Linked DNA regions of Homo sapiens: region 2 is linked to region 1. Evidence: chromatin contacts called from ENCODE Hi-C data. All regions are on one chromosome and are shown on one strand. Each heading gives the region's core, a stretch centred on a gene start or an enhancer-like site at or near the end of the contact. The rest is flanking DNA. Distances are from core to core; before and after follow the strand shown.

Region 1 (6,102 bases), core at 2,700-5,199:
TTTTTTTAGACCAGCTCAAAACTCAGACTTCATCAAGCTTTTCTCGGGGCTTCCCTTGCTTTTTGTACCTCTCTATTCTAACACTTATTCAACATGGCAAAATTATTTGTTTGTATGTCTGTCTTTAGATGACAAGGAATCTTCTAGCATCCTGCAACTTATTCATCTCTGTATTTCGTTTGTTGAATGAAATAATGTCTCAGGATTTAAGCAAGAATATCCAAACTGCTCTTGATAAATGCCCATTGTGTGAGTCAAAGGAAGCATACAGGCCAAATCCCGTTTCCATAAATGTCTTCTCATTGATAATCTTTATACATGGAAACTACTTGTTACATTTGTGTGCCTACATAAAGTCACAACCAACACAATGAAACATTTTTAAAAGATACATTAGACCACCAACTAACCAACCTGCTGAATATTTCTAGATATTCAAGCTATTTCATTCCACTCCATTTAAGTGGTCTTTAACTTTTTGTGGGTCACAGGCCAATTTTGGTAGTGTTTGTCTATCATTTCTTAAACCCACACTCACTTTTGATAACAATAAAAATCCCACATACCCGTGGAGACTCCTAAACCCTCCAAAGGGCACAAACCGCAACTCCGCTCAAAATAAAACATAACTTTGTATGTGGTAGGAATTCACAAGTTCATGAGAGATGTAATACATCAGCTAAGATACTACTGAGCTTTGCTCTCAGGTAGTTCATATTATTAAAACAGGCGTTTTCCTTCTCAATGTTTATATTGTATCAAATATAAACACTGTAACATTAAATATGCTCTTTCAAACTGCATACATCACAAAGTTTTTATTGGGAAGATGAAGCTGGAGAGGCAGTGACATCTGTCTCCCCAACCTTATGGTGGGGAATCTTATGATAGAAATTTGCCAGAAACAAATGAAAAACACAAATGGGAAAAAATATCCTGTCTCCTGGCATATAACCCCCAATGATCACTTATTTAAATGAAGGGAGTTCTTTTAAATGCTGCTGGCATGGCATTTTCCTACTTCTCCTACAACCCCACTTTTAAATAATTTAAACTTATAGCTAGCAGCAGCTTCTTTTTAAACTAATGTGTTTTGTCCCTGCAAAGACAAAGGGTTAAATTAAAGAACAGCTGGCTGCCTGCCATTGGCTGGGTGGGGAACGGTTGGGTGAGGGTAGAGAATAGAGTAGGAGGAAAAACCAGTTAGAAGAATAAGTGCTAATTTCTTACCCTGCCACATGGCCATCTTGATCCTATCTTCACCCACGCTGGGGTCACAGGCTGAGTTTCCCAGAGCCTCTCAGTTTTGTAGGGAGACTTGATAGAAAGGCAGCTATGTGGCCCTGTTTTCTCCAAGGGGCTAAAGCCCCAAACCTGAAAATGTAAACAGAAAAATGAATACCTAAAAGAAACTATACACTTCAAATGCTTGAAAATTATCTCCTGCTCCTCTCTGAACCTCTCTTTCAAAGATATGCAGGCATGGGTAGTGTCAAGTTTCCCTCTAAGCAGCAAGGTATCTCTGAAGAGAGAGAGATCTGGAGTGAGTTAATGTTGCCACTCAGTGCTATACATTTCTGCATGAATCATTAGAGCTTCAGTAAATGAGGTCTGAGTCTCAGTTGATGAGTTGCTGGATGAAATCACCGTTAAGCACCTTTCCTACCTTGAAGTTTCATGCTTTGGAGACTGAAGAGCAACATTAATATCCAGTGCCCTAACCAACCCCCAAAATACCCAACTTTACATTTAAAAATCAGTAGAAGGAGAGGAAAGTTTATGAATAAAGTTTGGAAACAGATCTTGTATAGGGGAAAAAAAAGGAAGCGGAATAAAAAGTGAAGAGTGATGATACCCTTTGAGTAGTAGTTCTCTCTCCTTGTGTCATTATACTTTCCCACCCTTTGCAAATTTCCTATAGTGAGCGTATATTGCTTTTATAATCAGGGGGAAAATGAACCAAAGAAGAAGAAAAATGTAAAAATGGAATACCAGTTTAAAGAAAACCAAATTAATTCAGCTAATTCCTGTTGTTAAAACTTCAAATCCAGTCCTAGGACAATATTTGCAAAGATATTAAAGGAGTTAGGGGCCGGGTGCGGTGTAATCCCAGCACTTTGGGAGGCCGAAGCAGGCGGATCACCTGAGGTCAGTTCGAGACCAGCCTGGCCAACATGGTGAAACCCCGTCTCTACTAAAAATACAAAAATTAGCCAGGTATGGCGGTGCACTATAATTACAAGTGACGCCTGTAATCCCAGCTACTCGGAAGGCTGAGGCAGGAGAATCGCTTGAACCCGGGAGGGAGGCGGAGGTTGCAGTGAGCCAAGATTGTGCCACTGCACTCCAGCCTGGGCGACAGAACGAGAGCCGGCTCAAACCAAAAAAAAAAAAAAAAATAGGAGCTAGGAATGGGAGAAAAAATGAGAGGTCTGACGACTTAGTTTGACTTAGAGGCTTAACACTCTGCTTGCCCATTTAAACAAGATCTCAGTTAATAAACTGGTCTTCCCTACTTAGCATACAAGCCAATCTGTTTTTTCTAAAAGTCTTCACCTTTTTGACCTGGTGAACATCAAAGTAGATTGTTATTTCCATATCTTTTATACAACCAACACCTCCACCTCCTAAGTGAAAGTGCTAAAGCACAAACACTGAAGGCTAATACTAGCTTGAGAATCGTGTTGGCCTTCTTTAATGACAAAAGGGTTAATGTGTACACCAGTCCCAAAACACCAACAGAGAAAAGACAGTGCTTTGGACAAGGAAAAGTTCGCGAAGTCCAAGAAAACTAGGAACTCACAAACTCCTAGGGTGAATTCAGCAGGAAAAAGCGCTCCGATGACTTCTCTGAGACCTGGGACAGTCTGTTTTGATTTGCCTTTTTTCTTCTCCTATTTCGCGTGCAGTTAAGAAGTAATGATCATCGTCCCGTGGGACTAGGCGAAATTTAACATCCCTGAAGTTAAACCCGAGCAGTTGCTAATAAATGTATGAAGTTTATGTAAAGTTGATTCGTGCTGGTTTTTTATGCTCCAAACTTCTAGATTTCCCTCACTTACTCGGGGCAGCTTCCACTGACGTTATCGCACGGGCACAGGTACAACTTCACTGGGAACTCCAGGCAACTGATTTGCTCTGAAATGTTAATCAAAGGAAACGTGCGTCAATGTAAAGGCAAAGCTTTTCCCGTGTGGATCAAGGCGCTCAAGAGCAAGGCTCGAAAGTCTGGAGAGAACCAGCTACGCGCGTTAAGTGGCAAAAGGAAAACAGCGCAGCAACTACTTTTCCGAGAGTTTCTCCACTTTGCTAAGACCCATACAAAACCAGCGGCAAGTCCAGAGCCGGAGGGAGAAGAGCCGGGCCTCGGCTGAGCTTTGCCAGCCTAAGTCACCCTACCCCAGTCCGGGAAAGGGGACGCAGGCGGCTAAACACTCCGATTCAAAAGCGGGGCGGGCTTGGCGCCGCTCCGCAAGGAAACTTCGCTCGGGCAACCCAGGGACCATAACTCGGAGAACAGGGCTGGGCTCCCGGGAAGACGCCGCTCAGCACTGGCTGGAACTAGCCTGTCTACCTCCTCTAAGCGCCGGGCTGCCAACGCCGGGCGCGGGGAAGCCCCATCTCCGGGGGTCCAAGCCAGCGGGATTGCGCTTCCCCTGTGTCGCTGCGCTTAGGGGGTGCTCCGGGGGTGGGCCGGGGGCCAGCGGCCCGCCAAGGACCTGTTGGGGAAGGGACAGCCCGTTTGCCTTTACCTGTCGCCGAGGTCCGGAGCGGCGGAGCCCGTGTCCGCCGCCGGTGGGCAGCGCGCTCGGTCGGCTCTGGCGTCCAGGACACCAAGTTGAGTGAGCGCCCCACGTAGCCGGCAGAGCTTCATTCACACAGCCCAGCCGGGGAGGAGGGGGAGCGAAGCGGGCGCGCGGCTCATGTGACAGGGCGCCTCGCGAGTATCGGCTCAGCCCAGCCAGCGTCTGCGCGTGCGCGCCACGCCGAGCTCACACCCGGCACCTCTACCCAGCCGAGATGAGGGGAGGCCCGCCGGGGAGGAGCTGCCAGGAGGAGTTTCAACTTGCGCAGCCGCAGTACGTCGGCCCCGCTCGCTGCCATATTTAATGAGGACTGGGCGGGCGGGTCCTATCCCAGTGCTGGGCGTGTCAGTTGCCTTTGAAAACGCAATGCCCCATTGTGTTTCACTATTTCCAGCTTGCAGTGCCTTTTTTTGCTGGGGAGAAGGTTTGTCCTTAGAATGAAACTGTCTATCCTGAGCTTTCGGCCCACAGAGTAATTAGTAGTAGAAATCTAATACTAATAACATTAGATCACATAATTTGAGCTGCTTCTTATGTGCCAGGCACTCTCCTAACCCCTTTACTTTTTTCGTCTCATTTGGTGTTCACAATAACCCCGAGGGTTATTTCTCCATTTTTACTCATAAAAATACACAGGCACAGAAAGGTTAAGTAACTTGTCTAAACTCATATAATAGTAGGAATAGGAATAGTGATCAAACGTAGTGATACTTTTAACAGCCAACTTGATGTTTCCAGCAACGCTGCAAAAACTATACTGCAGTTGTTAGTACTGTATTATCTCCATATTAATCATTACAAAACAGAGGCTCAGAAAAGCTGAAGTCACAGGACTAGTACGTGGTAGAACTGGGAATCCAACCTAGGTCTAACTTACTCCAAAGCCCTTACCCTAGGTTTGAAAGAAACAGCACACCGTTTTGCAGAAGAGAAAACTTAGGCCAAATGGGGTGCACTGACTCACTTAAGATGATCCAGCTAATTAGTTCTTGGCAGACCTGAGACTGGAATCCATATAATCCAAGTAATCTAACTAGAACCAGGGTACTCTACTGCAGTGAACAATTTGGAATGCCTACTTTGGACAAGCTAAGTGGTCAGGGATTTAAAAACCCCTATCCTAGCCCAATCAGCATAAGGCTACCGGGGACAAATTTGTAATCCGACATAGTCAGGCTTTGACCCATTGCAATATGAGAGACTGCACACGGTAGGCATTTCATCAAACAGAAAAACATGGAGTCATTATAGGATTGGAGAGAAGAGTGGAGTTTAGGTGAATTTTAAACAAAGCAGTGTTTTTGGTAAGCTCAAAGCAAAGCAGTACTGTCATTTGGGGTCACCATCAGGTCTGAACTGCAAAGTGAACCCAGAGTTGTGTTTCCTTGGGAACCACAAAATAAAGATAGATGTGGAATGTTGTGTCCAGATACCCCTTATCTGAAGCTCTGCACCTGGGTTGGAAATTGAGGCTGCTTCTCTGTGTCAAAGAAACTTATGTCCTCCAGATGCATGTGGGATGTTTCATTCTTACTGATACGATTTCAAGCAGAAAAGTTTCTGATAATCTACGATTTTAGAGAACAAAGTCTCTCAGTGAATAAAAAAGTGGTGGTCACTGAAATAAAAACATCGTTACCACTTTACAGCTGCAATATGTCCGCCAAAGAAATATTGTTCTCTGTTAAATTTGCATCTGGTTTTATCTGTGTGTTATTCCGGCCTGATGAATGGCCGGATTTTTATTTTTTCAGTCCAAAATTTTTTTGCTTTCTGAGCTGGTAACATTCAGTCCCTTCCTTCAGGCACTCATGGTGTATGGGATAGCCACAAATAACTAGAAAATATCAGTACAGGCCTCTAATAAAGGTAAATCCAAGTGGAGGTAACACCGTTGGCAAAGGTGAGCAGGCAGGAAGTTATATGTGAGGACCCGTGAGTAGTCCTATGTGGTTGAAGTTTAGGGTAAGGAAGTACAGGGGAATTGTGGAAGATAATACCCAGAAGGTAAATTGGGGCCCAATTTTGGAGCATCCTGAATATTGGACTAAGATTTATACCTAATTCAAAAAGTGACTGAGAAAGAATTGAGGTTTCTGAGCAAGGCAATCCTCTTTTGGAATTCATCTTTTAAAAGGTGAATCTAGAGTAATTGTTCAAGGAAAGGTTTGATTGTTTGCTTGATTTTTTTTTTTGTCATTGAAGTAGAAGAAACTGGAGCTTATATGTAGGTCGAGCAGAAAAACTACTGGTGAAATCAATAATAAAGAGGCAAGAGGCCGGGTGCAGTGGCTCA
Region 2 (6,102 bases), core at 1,102-3,601, 4.6 Mb before region 1:
CATGATGACCAGCTTGAAAGCAGATAGGTTCAAATCTGCTTGCTCTCTTCCTGTCAGAATGGGAGAAGAAGCAATTTGAAGACAGCTGGGAATCACAATGCCACAAGCCCCCTCCTAAGTCCCCTAAAGGTAAAATGTTAAAGAACATTATGAGGAAGGCGTAATAATTAGGAAAACTGGGAGAAGCTGGAGCTAAAGCCTCATATGGCTGAGTCCACACAGAGAAGGCAGTGTCATACTACCCAAAGGGAGGAATAGGTCTCAACCTCATCCGGGGTGGAGTCAGTGGCTCAAAGCCACTGGGCTTTGAGCCCAGTGGGGTCAAATGGGGTCAGATGGGGTCTTTGGTCCTTATTCCTCCACACTGTAGTGTTATATTCTAGGTAGGGGACTAGTGCTCAACACCTCCACACTGAGGGGAAAGGGACATGCAAGGATGGTCTATTTCTATATGGGGTGATAATAGTGCCTCTTTTCCCAAGTAGGGGATTCTATATCTCATCTACCCTGGGAGAGGTGGTGGGGAAGGGCGTAAATAGATCTCAGGAGTCTACCCTGGGGAAAAGGGGCCTGAGAACAGGGATTCTTACCTGAGTGTCTATATGGATTGAGATAAGTACAAAATCTTGGAGGAGGGGGTAAAAATCTGTGCCTGCATATGCCTGGGGTCTATACCTTGGTGATTTGGGTTGGGGGGATTGCCATCTGTCCCTCTACTCTGGGGTGCAGAGAAACTGGGGAAACCCACAAAGTGGCTGTGTGCATCTCTGCTGCATGGGGAAAGAATCACAGATCTGTTTATCTCTAGATTGTGGGGATGGGTCCTGCGTCTCTTCACCCTGGAGAGGGCTGTGGTACAGGATCGATATGCCTGATTCCACAACTATGCAGCTTTGAATAAGCGGGTCTGCACCTTACCTGCAGTGAGCTATTCTGGACCCTTCTATGGAAGGTGGACTGTGACAACTTTCATCTTTTATGCTGGTTGAAGTCAGCGGCACACTAACACTGAAAGAAATAGGGGCTCTGGTTCTCTGCATGGGTGGTGTGTGGAGGGGGCTGGCAATGCAGCTATAAATTAATAGATCAGCCCTAATACTTGGGGGTGGGGGCGTCTGTGATTCTACCCTGGGTGGAGAGAAACAGATCTGAGCTCCACTACCTTGGGTAAAGGGGAGAGACCATACGCACTGAACTGCCAGGTAATCAGCGATGTCACTCCCTCTCAACATTACAGGGAGGGAGACCTGCATATCTGCTCCTGTGGGGTATCTCCCTTGCTACATTTAGTGATTCTAAATCTTTGGGGGAGGTAGGGGGAGGTAGGGGGATGATCTGTGTCTACCTCAAAGGGAGAGGAACACATCTGAGCCCCTCTACCCCCACGGCCCCTCAAGGGGCAGACCTGACTGTCTCTTCATGGATTAAGGTCTGTTCCTGTTTGCTTCGAAGCATGTTGGGTGCTTCGAAAAATTACACATTCGGTAAAACGGGGGCTACGGAAGTAGGGATCAGGTCTGATTCTCCACAATGGGGACTCACTCTAACCTAAGAGGAGGGGGCAATTGGCTTAGTTGTCCATAAGCTGAGGCCTGTAACTGCAACCACTTTGGGGACGGGTGAGTTGGGGAGCGATACTGAGGGCTCTGAGTCTACGCGTATGGGGAGGAGGTGCCCTCCCTCTGTATATTAAATGTTTCTAAGCTCCTCTATGCTGGTATGGGGGCAGATACATCAAAGCCTCTGTCTGTCCTGAGGAGGTGCCTCGAGACGGCTGTCTAGAGCCAAGCCAAGGAAGTGCCTTAAGTCGGGAGAAGTCTGCGCTGCTCAGCTGGGTGGAGGGAGATGTCTCTACACGGTTGGGGTGGATGTCCCCCATGCCTTTGGTGGGTCGACTCCTGTCTATACAAGGTGAATGCAGAATGAAGCCTCACTATCTTGAGGACGATCAACGCTTCACCACACAAGTGAAGTTTGTGCCTCTCTACACAGTGTGTCCCGGGTCTACACCTTTCTAGGTGGGATGGGGCAATGCCCCTCTCCCGGCAAACTCCACTCCGCGAAAAGGCAATTCGGCGCGTCTCCACGTGTGCCGCGATCCCTGCCCCTCTTCCGGTCCCTTCTACCCTGGAAGGGATCCTGCTGTTTACCTCTCTATTCCAGGTTGGCGGGCATCTCTGGTTTCACATCCAATAGACGATCCTAACTGCCCGGCCGTCTAGGTGAGCGCACATTGTGAGAAAAGAGGAGAGAAGTTTCTTACTTACACTTCCGGCGGGGATCTGAGAAGCGAGGGCAACACGACAACTCGGTTGAGCGAGCAGAAACTCTCGCGCAGCTAGGCTCCGACTTCCGGATCCCAGGCCGGCGGCGCCCGACTCCGCCCACCGTGCGGTCTCCGCGGGGGGGGGGGGGGGGGGGCGGAGCTTCTGACTGACAGCTCACGCCCGCCCGTCCCTTCTTCGCGACCACGCTGGCCCCGCCTCCTGCCTGCCCCGTAGTTAAGGAAATAGCGGAGGAGGGAGAAGGAGGACGGGGAAATGACCGGGAAGAAGCGGCGGGTCGACTGGTGCGGCCATATACCTTACTTGCAAGCCAAAATTTTGTCTGCGGGCATCTGTCTGGGGTTAAATATGCGTGCTCCCAAATCTCAATAACCAGGCAGTCACCACGCCCGAATCAGACAAGGGTGGGGGATGGTGTCTTTGTCTGCCTGGAAGATGGCGACAGCAGGGTGTGAGAAAATGGCCGCCTGGGTCACGTGTCTGGCCGAGTATTTCCCCACCTGAAGTGAATTGGTTAGCTATTCCCAACCACCTTCCCGGGTCCTTGAGCCCCAGACCATCCCTGAGCACTCCTAGCTTTTTCTGCATACGTTCAGATCTATGGCCATACCCAACCCGAGCTGGAGCAGGAGCCAGAACGACTAGAAGCCTCTCCCACACTAGAAGCCTCTCCCACCCTTTTGCCTTCTTCCCCTCCTACTCCATCCTTCCCTCAATCCCGGAGCAGCGTCTGCAGAAGGGAATGAATTTATATCTCTGGAGTGGGGCAAGTAGGGGTTTCTGAAGCCATCTCAAGGAGCTGGCTGGGAAGTGAGGTCTCCCCCACAAAATAGTAAATATTAGTCTGCAAATGTTTTCTTCTTGATGGTTTAATTCCAGCCCCTCCTCTTCCTCAAGCCTAAACCCTGGGGTGGGGCACAGAGTAGGTGGAACTCTGTGCCTCCGAGGGTGGGTTTGTTTCTCCACTTCAAGCACAGACGGGCTGAAAATGACTCCATCTGTCCCTTTATCCCTTACATAAACAGGACTCACTACCTCTCTACATCGTTGGAGGGCTTCTAACCTCTCATCCTAGAGACACATGAAATTCCTCTGGACCTGAAACCAGCCCTGACCACTTTCACCTTTCCCCCTGCATTTGCAATTTTGCTCTGTTTCTCTAAGACCTAACTCTTGTCACTTCGATGAAACCTTCTCTGACTTTCGCAGATGAGTTAGAAACCCAGAGCACCTTACCTATACAGCTAAGCTAGCACTTATCACAATACTGTAGTTGTTTATGTGACTGTGTCTCCACAGGAGGGTGAACTCCCTGAGAGCAGGGGCCATGTATCTTCAAGCTTTCAACAACACCCAGCACAAGACTGGTATGAGGCAGGCTTCAACAACTGTTTGTTAAATGGGTGAGTTTACAGGCCTGCACCACAAAAAATGGGAAATGGGCTGTTTAGTAGATGGCATTGGGAAATTTGGCTCTCCATGAAAAGAAATATAAAACTGGATCTCTATTTATTCCACCTAAGAGGGTAGACTGTGAATGTGAAAGGTAAAACTATGAAGTTAATATATGCAGGAGAATATCTTTGTGACTTGTGACTGGGGAAGGACTTTTTAAACAAAATCCCAAATGCACAAGATATAAGGGAAAAAATACAATGAAATCTTGTGGAAACTAGTTATTACGACTTTGGAAAACAATTAGGAAGTATCCAGAATAGCTGAAGATGACCCTGGGACCCAGCAGTTCTAGTATTGGAGATGATTGATTAATAGGTAGATAGATAGATAGAGATCACCTCTAAACTTTAACTCCTAGAGAAATTCTTATACACTTGCTCAATGAGCATGTGGAAGAATGTTCATTGCAGAACTGTTTGTAATAGAGAAAAAAATGTGAACAGCCCAAAATTCCACCAACAGGAGAATGAATAAGTAAATTATGGTATAGCCATATGACAGAATACTATGCAGAATACTATAATGAAAAAGAATGAATCATGTTGCATGCATTGACCCAGCTAAATTTCAAAAACACAATACTGAGATAAAATACAAATTGCAGAGGACACATAAAGTATGAAACCATTTATATAAAGTTTTAAAATCTAGAAAACAGCAAACAATGTTGCTTATAGATTATATAGATATATAAACAATAATTTTTTTTTCAGACAAGATGTTGCTCTGTCGTCCAGGCTGCAGTGCAGTGGCTTGATTTCCTCTCCCTGCAGCCTCCACCTCCCTGACTCAAGCCATCCTCCCACCTCAGCCTCCCAAGTACCTGGACTACAGGCATGTACCACCACACCTGGCTAATTTTTGTATTTTTTGTAGAGACAGGGTTTCACCATGTTGCCCAGGCTAATCTTGAGTTCCTGAGCTCAAGTGATCCAACCACATCTTGGCCTCCCAAGGTGCTGGGATTCCAGGTGTGAGCCACCGCCCCCAGCCAACAATAATTTTTAAGGAGAAATACCAAATCCAGAATACTGATTACCTCTGGGGAAGAAAACAAAAGAACAGAATGAGAGAGAGATACACAGGGAACTTCAACTGTTTGTCTAATATTTTACTTTCTAAGCTAGGTGGTAGGTACGTGGGTTTTTGTTATCTTCTCTATACTTATTTGTATGTCCGAAATATTTCATATTTTTTAAAAGACTACAAGGATCTGAAACAAAATGTTAATAATAGTTAAATCTAGATTAGTGGTTCTCTAACTTTCCCCAGCATCAGAATCACTGGGAGGGCTTGTTAGAACACCAATTACTGGGCCTCATGCCCAGAGTTTTGATTCAGTAAGTCTGGTTTAGGGCCCAGGATTTGCATTTCTAACAAATCAAAGTGACATTATCAGTGAATTTAATTTTCTTCCTTGTACTTTTCTGTGTTTTCCATGTATTTGATGAATATTTATTACTTTAGTGAGAGATTGTGTTATTTTTTAAAATCTCTTTCATCTCTACTTCCCACTTTCATTTCCCTCCTATAGGCAGCCATTCAAAGGTGTTTTATGCATATTTTTGCATATATGCATTCTTGGAAAATACGTATTATTGCTTTATGTGTATTTCCTCCTTTTTTTTTTTTTTTTTTTTTGAGCCAGGGTCTTGCTCTATCGCCCAGACTGGAGTGCAGTGGCATGACCTCCACTCACTGCAACCTCCACCTCCTGGGCTCAAGGGATCCTCCCACCTCACCCTCCCGAGTAGCTGGGGAACTACAGGCGCACATCACCATGCCCAGCTAATTTTTAAAGATGTTTTTACTGGTCTCGGCTGGGCACTGTGGCTCACACCTGTAATCCCAGCACTTTGGGAGGCCAAGGCAGGCGGATCACCTGAGGTCAGGAGTTCGAGACCAGCCTGGCCAACATGGTGAAACCCTGTCTCTACCAAAAAGAAAAATACAAAAAATTAGCTGGGTGTGGTGGCAGGCGCCTTAATCCCAGCTACTTGGGAGGCAGAGGCAGGAGAATCGTTTGAACCCGGGAGGCGGAGGTTGCAGTGAGCCAAGATCAAGCCATTGCACTCAAACCTGGGGGACAAGCACGAGACTTCTCTCAAAAAAAAAAAAAAAAGATTTTTTTACTGGTCTCAAACTCGGGGCTCCAGCAATCTGCTTGCCTCGGCCTCCTAAAGTGATGGGATTGTGGGTGACTGCACCCGGCCAAATTTTTATTTTATATTGTTTCCAAATTCAGAACAGTCGAAAGAATGGTATAATGAAAGCCCATATACCCTTATACTTCACCAAATATCATCCTACATAACCACAATACCATTATCAAACCTAAGAAGATTTAACTATAATTCAA

Evidence for each region. A loop is a pair of places that touch in the nucleus more often than their neighbours do. Pooled maps may share reads with other maps.
Region 2: a loop to region 1 is called in a pooled map, with 7 times the contacts of the local background. The contact joins the promoter of GNL3L here to the promoter of CLCN5 in region 1. A Hi-C loop is called at or near these places in 5 of 50 pooled maps.

What each region holds. Positions count from the first base shown.
Region 1 is chrX:49,920,443-49,926,544 of GRCh38, reverse strand. CLCN5 (chloride voltage-gated channel 5) reads right to left here and starts at 3,949. Exons shown (of 15, transcript NM_001127898.4): 1 at 3,753-3,949; 2 at 3,063-3,138; 3 at 1,231-1,374. The coding sequence starts at 1,246. RefSeq lists a silencer at 3,638-3,687.
Region 2 is chrX:54,526,468-54,532,569 of GRCh38, reverse strand. It overlaps GNL3L (G protein nucleolar 3 like), which reads right to left and starts at 2,351. Exons shown (of 16, transcript NM_001184819.2): 1 at 2,151-2,351; 2 at 1-50. The coding sequence starts at 3. RefSeq lists enhancers at 1,946-2,205, 2,216-2,275, 2,726-2,775, 2,430-2,950.